Regions from separate parts of the Mus musculus genome. Here region 2 is linked to region 1. Evidence: chromatin loops called from intact Hi-C (ENCODE). Cell type or tissue: gastrocnemius. All regions are shown on one strand. Links, peaks and the distances in the headings refer to the core of each region. The heading gives the core; the rest is flanking DNA. Region 1 overlaps Phyhd1 (phytanoyl-CoA dioxygenase domain containing 1). Region 2 overlaps Zer1 (zyg-11 related, cell cycle regulator).

Region 1 (2,909 bases), core at 177-2,676:
TTGACCCCTTCACCTCGTAGATTCTTTGCCTTTAATTCTCAAAACCCTGCCCTTGTCTCCCTGTAAGTCAGTGTGATGTGGGATGGTATGTTTGTCTGATGGTAAGGGATGCATGGGTCTCCTTCACTGGACTATAAATTGTGTGAGTGTGGAGGGTGGCTGGTTCATAATCACATGTCCATCTGCTGAAGCTGTCTCGTACTCGCAATGCTTAGTCGGGATTGGAATAGCCTCCAAAGCCAGCATTAGAAGGCTGAGGCAGGAGGATCTTGAGTTTGAGGCCTCCCTGTCTTCAAACAAATAAAAACAAAACAAGGGAGTTAGGCGGGGTCGGTGGTTAAGAGTGCTTCTGCAAGCATGAAGATCAGAGTTCAAATCTCAGCACCCACTCCATGAGCTGCACACACCTGCAGCTCAGATCGCCAGGGCTCACAGGCTGCCAGTCTAATGAAGAAAACAGCCTAGGTTCAAGGAGAGCCTCAGAAATAGAAAGTGGAAGAGGGGCACCGTATGTCCTCTCCTGATGCCCCTGCACATGCGCACCTGCAGTTCTCACACATGTTCTACACTCACACCTGCACTTTAACACACAAATGAGCAAATGTTTCCGTATGTCCCAAACCCATTGGAGGGCAAGAGCAGAGGCAGCTGCCACTTCCCCTTCCTCGATAAGATGCAAGCAGCCAGTACTGACGGCTCCTCACTAAGCACTGGATGCCCATGTCCAGGGTGGGGGGCAGAGCCATGAGCAGGACACTTGATCTTGGTTCGAGTTTGTGGTCCAACATGGATATAAGGAATGAGCGAGGGCGGAAGGAGCCTGAGTCTTGTCCCTGCTGCAGTTCCAGGAGGACGGGTTTCTGCTGTTGGAAGGATTCTTCACAGCGGATGAGTGTGTGGCCATGCAGCAGAGGATCGGTGAGATTGTAGCTGAGATGGATGTCCCTCTGCACTGCCGGACAGAATTTTCCACCCAGGAAGATGAGCAACTTCAAACCCAGGCAGGTACCTGGGGCGCTGAGGGTGGGCGTCTGGTTTTGGTGGGTGCTCAGTCTTAGGCAGCAGTCTGGACTGGACGGGAGGACCCTAAGGCCACACACAGACTTCTGACAAGGGATCAGACCTCAGCCATCTGTATGCCGGGTACCAGGCTAAAGAGCTGTGCTGTATTCCTCCACACTATGAATTTATAAGGTGGCTATTATTATTCTCGCTTGGCAATGGGAAAAGCGGGGCTTTTCTCTGGGTAATATTGTGCTGCTCCAACCACACAGTTTGTAACTGATAGAGACTTGAATCCACCTCTCTGATATCAAATGATGCTGGTCGTTGACCTGCTGCAGTTTCTCAAATTCTCTGGTCACAAAGAACTCTCTGTGACCAGAGTGAGCCCTGTGATAGGCCACTCTTGGGTGAGTCATCTCCCAACCAGACTAGGAAGGCCTCTTGCTTCCTCAGACTCAACACAGTTTGGCAGGATAGGTGGTTCTTCCAACCAGTTCCCTTAACCCTTCTTAGTCTGAATTTTTTAGTGGTTCAGGCAACAGGGCTCACCTTATACTGATGCCAAGGGGCTTCTGCCATCTGGTGGACATAAATAGAATTACAGCAGCCAGAAACTGCTTTCTCCCAGAGAGGGGAGGAGGAAGGATGGAGGCTTCAGAAGAAGACACATAACAGACTGAGAATTTTTCCAACTAGCAGGACAGACACACTCTAAGGAATGAGGGGGCCGAACCCTGTCCCTCTCCCTAGTTACTTACCGAGAAGACTCTAACAGTCCGGTGGTTGCAGAGGTAGGAATGTTGAAAGAAGAAAGGGTGATGTTAGAGATATGGCTCATTGGTTGAGCATACTGGCTGCACTTCCAGAGGACCAAGGTTCAATTCCCAGCTCCCAGTTCCCACATGGTAGCTCATGTACTTCCAGTTCCAGGGGCCCAATACTCATACAGATATACACGTGGGCAAAACACCAATGCACACAACACAGGACACAGAGGCAGGTGAATCTCAGTGAGTTCTAGGCTGGTCACTCTACAAGGTGAGTTCTAGGATAGCCAGATACAGAGGAATTGTGTTGAAAAAAAAAATCAAAAACAAATGAAGAAGAGGAGGAGGAAGAAGAAGAAGTGGAGATGGTGGTGTGGTTTGGGGTGCTGGAATTGAACCTGGGTTCTTTTTTTTTTTTTTTTTCTTTCCTTTTTTTTTTTTTTTTGGTTTTTCTTTTTTTTTTTTTTTTAAAGACTTATTTATTTATTATATGTAAGTACACTGTAGCTGTCTTCAGACACTCCAGAAGAGGGCGTCAGATCTTGTTACAGATGGTTGTGAGCCACCATGTGGTTGCTGGGATTTGAACTCCTGACCTTCGGAAGAGCAGTCGGGTGCTCTTACCCACTGAGCCATCTCACCAGCCCTTTTTTGGTTGTTTCGAGACAGGGTTTCTCTGTAGAGCCCTGGCTATCCTGGAACTCACTCTGTAGACCAGGCTGGCCTCGAACCAGAAATCTGCCTGCCTCTGCCTCCCGAGTGCTGGGATTAAAGGCATGTGCCACCATGCCCGGCTTGAACCTGGGTTCTTAAAAGAGCTCACTGAGCCATCTTCCCAGCCCTAAGAAGCAATGACCTTGCACTTAAACTTTGCTCTTTTCCCCGGCAATACAGCTGCAGTGCTGGGCGGAGACAGGGAGAGGCACCTTCTGTAGGAGACACAGCAAGGTTTTGTAATGTATGTATTGCTAGCACTGTTCAGATAGAATATTTGCTTGTTTGTTTTGAGACAGGGTCTTATTTTATAGCCTTGTTTGTCCTGGAACTTGCTGTGTAGCCCAGGCTGGCCTCAATCACACAGAGATCTGTCGGCCACAATTGTGTCATTTTTAGCTCAGGACTCCACACACCACCTAA
Region 2 (2,909 bases), core at 87-2,586, 160 kb before region 1:
AACTCCCACCCTTGCTGCCTTACTATACCACCAGGCTCAACTAATACTTGCTGTCTTTTCTTTTTTTTAAGTTTTATTTATTATAAAATAATAATGACACTGAACTTCTGATCCTCTTCCCTCCACCAAGCCTGGCTTGCTTGAGGGCTCTCTGGATCAGAAGGTGTAGGTGGACACATGTTCATGTTGCTAGACAGCACCAGGCTGTCATCCAGGTGGCTGTGTACAGGCATCTGGCCACACCCCTTCTCAGTTGTTCTTTCCCAGCCTGAACATTTATGATGATGCATAAATGTACTATACTGGTCGTCATTTAATCTCCTTTTCTTCCTTGTTAAACATATTTTGAGTGTTTTGCCTGCATAGATGCACCATGCATTGTGACAGGGGAGGGCAGACAGTGCTGGATTCCTTGGATCTGGAATTACAGCCACTTGGGAGCCACCACCAAATGGGTGTTGGCAACTAAACCCATGTTCTCTGCAGGGGTAATAGTAAAAGTTTGTGTGTGTGTGTGTGTGGCTTTCAAGACAGGCTTTTTTTGTGTATCCCTGGCTGTCCTGCTGTCCTGGAATTCACAAAGATCTGCTTGTAACAAGTGCCTTTAACTTGAGCACTGAGCCATCAACCCAGCCCTACATTCTTCTTTATTAAGTATTGTCACTCTCCATGCTTTATCGAATACACTGTTTAGAGGGTATGGCCCCTTAGGCAACACCTTGCTTTTCCCTTTATCATACAACACACACGCACACAGTTTTACAATGCTGGGAGCCGAGCCCCGGACCCCATGCTCTGTACATGCTAGGCAAATACTCCAACATTGACTTACACCCCGGCCCCAAATACTGTAATTTGAGAAAGCTTATTTTGCTTTTTTTTTTCTTGTTTGAAATAGGCTTTCTTTGTGTAGCCCTGGCTGTCTTGGAACTCACTGTGTAGATGAAGCTAGCCTCAAACTCAGAGAGAGTCCTCCTGCATCTGCCCTAGCCTTAAAGTTTAAAGGTAACCAACCCTTTACAATGTTTATATGCTACAATTTCTGCAGAAAACTACTGTCCTAGCTCCTTTGTTGTTGTTGTTTCTGAGAGGTTCTTCTGTGTAGCTCTGACTGTCCTGGAACTCACTATGTAGACCAGGCTAGCCTGGAACTCCAGAGATCTGCCTGCCTCTGTATCCTGACTGCTGAGACTAAAGGAGTGTGCCACCACCACCCAACAACAACTCCTTTTATTTCTTGATTTTAATTTTATGTATGTAGGTGTTTTGCTAGCACATATGTCTGTGTACCATATGCATGCTGTGCCCACTGAGGCCAGAAGAGGGTGCTGCATCCCTGAGACTGGAGTTACAGATGGGTGTGAGATATGCCATTTGAACCTGGGTCCTCTGCAACAGTAGCCAGTGCTCTAAACTGCTGAACCATCTGTCCTTGCCCCATTTTCTTGATTTTCTTCTTGAGACAGGGTTTGACACTGAAGCCCAGACCTCAATCCCACCTCAGTCTCCTGAGGCTGGGCTCACAGGCAAGAGCCGGTATGCCTGATCCCCATTCTTTTTCTCTTTTGGGTAGGCCACATCTTCAAAGCAGAGCTCAAACACACTGATGTGCACCACGCCTTTAGTGCCAGCCCTGGTGAAGCTGGAAGTAACGATGCGGTGCGCATCGTTATTCAGCTCTACAGGCTGTGGCAGGCAGAGCTCTGAGTTCGAGGCCAGCCTGGTTCATGTAAGGACTTGCCAGAGAGAGCTAGAGTGAGACCCTGTCTCAAAAGAGAAGAAAAGAAAACAAAACAAATGGCATCCACATTACACAAACATGCAGAGTGGTGCAGACAACCTGTTTACTAAATTCTCATGCATAGACCACATCTCAGAGTAAGGACGGCAGGGGAAGGCTAGGTGTGTGGTAGAGTTTTAGGTGTTTTTCATGTCTTTGTAACTGTTCTATGGTAAATGTTTATTATTTTATAATTAAAAACAGATACCACCTGTTTTTAGAACTCCCCCACCCCCAACAATGATAGGGAGAGAGGGGCAGAGAAAATGGCAAATCAGGAACACAGAGGGCAGAGGTAGGATGGCCACAGGCAGGGGACTGCAGTTGAAGCCAGCTTCTGCGGTCCCTGTGTGCCAGGGGCAGGTTTCTGGGACAGCAACTGTGCGAGGAGAGTTGGCAAAGGCCCCCTAAGCCTGGGGAGCCTGGGGAGCAGGAAGGGATACTGGGCCTAAGCATGCAGGCCGCAGCAGGCAGGGGCTCACCGTCACCTCCTGGTAGGACTCCATGCCATTCAGCACCACCTGGATGACCTGCCGCCGCAACTTGACGCTCTGCTCCGAGCGGTACTCGGAGTTGGTCAGGTAGAAGAGGGCAGCACTGCCGGTCACTTGAATGTTTTTGTCATACTTGTGACACTTGAGGGCTGTGATGACCAGCTGTGTGAACACAGGGAAGGGGCTGGAGCTGGGGCACTGCCAGAGGCAGGCAAAGACAGCCTGGGCTCTTTAAGTCACCGTGTCTTCTCTGGGGAAAGGCTGACCTTAGACTTGCTCTCCTGGGGAGATGTGAGATCAGAAACTAGGGCAGGGCCTGGACAGGCTGGCAGTGAGGCCAGCACTGCCAAAGGGCGGAGGTTTGCAAGGCAAGACTACCTGTTCCCCTGGGATCAGGGCTGGGTGCAGAAGGACAGAGAAGGAGGGCAGCAGTATCTGGGAGCCTGAGGGCCTTGGGTTCTGAGCTGACCTTCAGGGCCCGCAGAAGCTGGTTGCAGCGTTCAATGCGTGCAATGTCAAACAGCAGGTTGATGGCCCTGGATGTGATCTCGGGCCGGTGCTCTGTGTAGGCCTCGATGGCGTTCAGCACCTGCTCTTCATTTTTGTCACCACTCACCTAGTGACAGAACATGTCA

What was found. Hi-C counts contacts between places; a loop is a spot of excess contacts. Peaks named below come from ENCODE experiments on the same cell type or tissue, not always from the same donor. Only the 100,000 strongest peaks of a DNase experiment are listed, where the experiment ranks them.
Region 2: it touches region 1 in a loop (1.8-fold over the local background); 3 of 42 quality-filtered maps call a loop at or near these places.

Annotation. Positions count from the first base shown.
Region 1 is chr2:30,268,847-30,271,755 of GRCm38, forward strand. It overlaps Phyhd1 (phytanoyl-CoA dioxygenase domain containing 1), which reads left to right. Exons shown (of 11, transcript NM_001252570.1): 2 at 843-1,001. Among named protein-coding and RNA genes, the nearest start is that of Phyhd1, 3.5 kb to the left of the region's middle. In gastrocnemius, for the core only: a CTCF peak has its summit at 1,594 (motif pointing left); a DNase peak (open chromatin) is centred at 1,544; H3K4me3 peaks cover 348 bases; H3K27ac peaks cover 1,847 bases.
Region 2 is chr2:30,105,233-30,108,141 of GRCm38, forward strand. Zer1 (zyg-11 related, cell cycle regulator) reads right to left here. Exons shown (of 16, transcript NM_001290503.1): 7 at 2,744-2,890; 8 at 2,263-2,436. Among named protein-coding and RNA genes, the nearest start is that of Zdhhc12, 13 kb to the left of the region's middle. In gastrocnemius, for the core only: a CTCF peak has its summit at 1,305 (motif pointing right); a DNase peak (open chromatin) is centred at 1,323.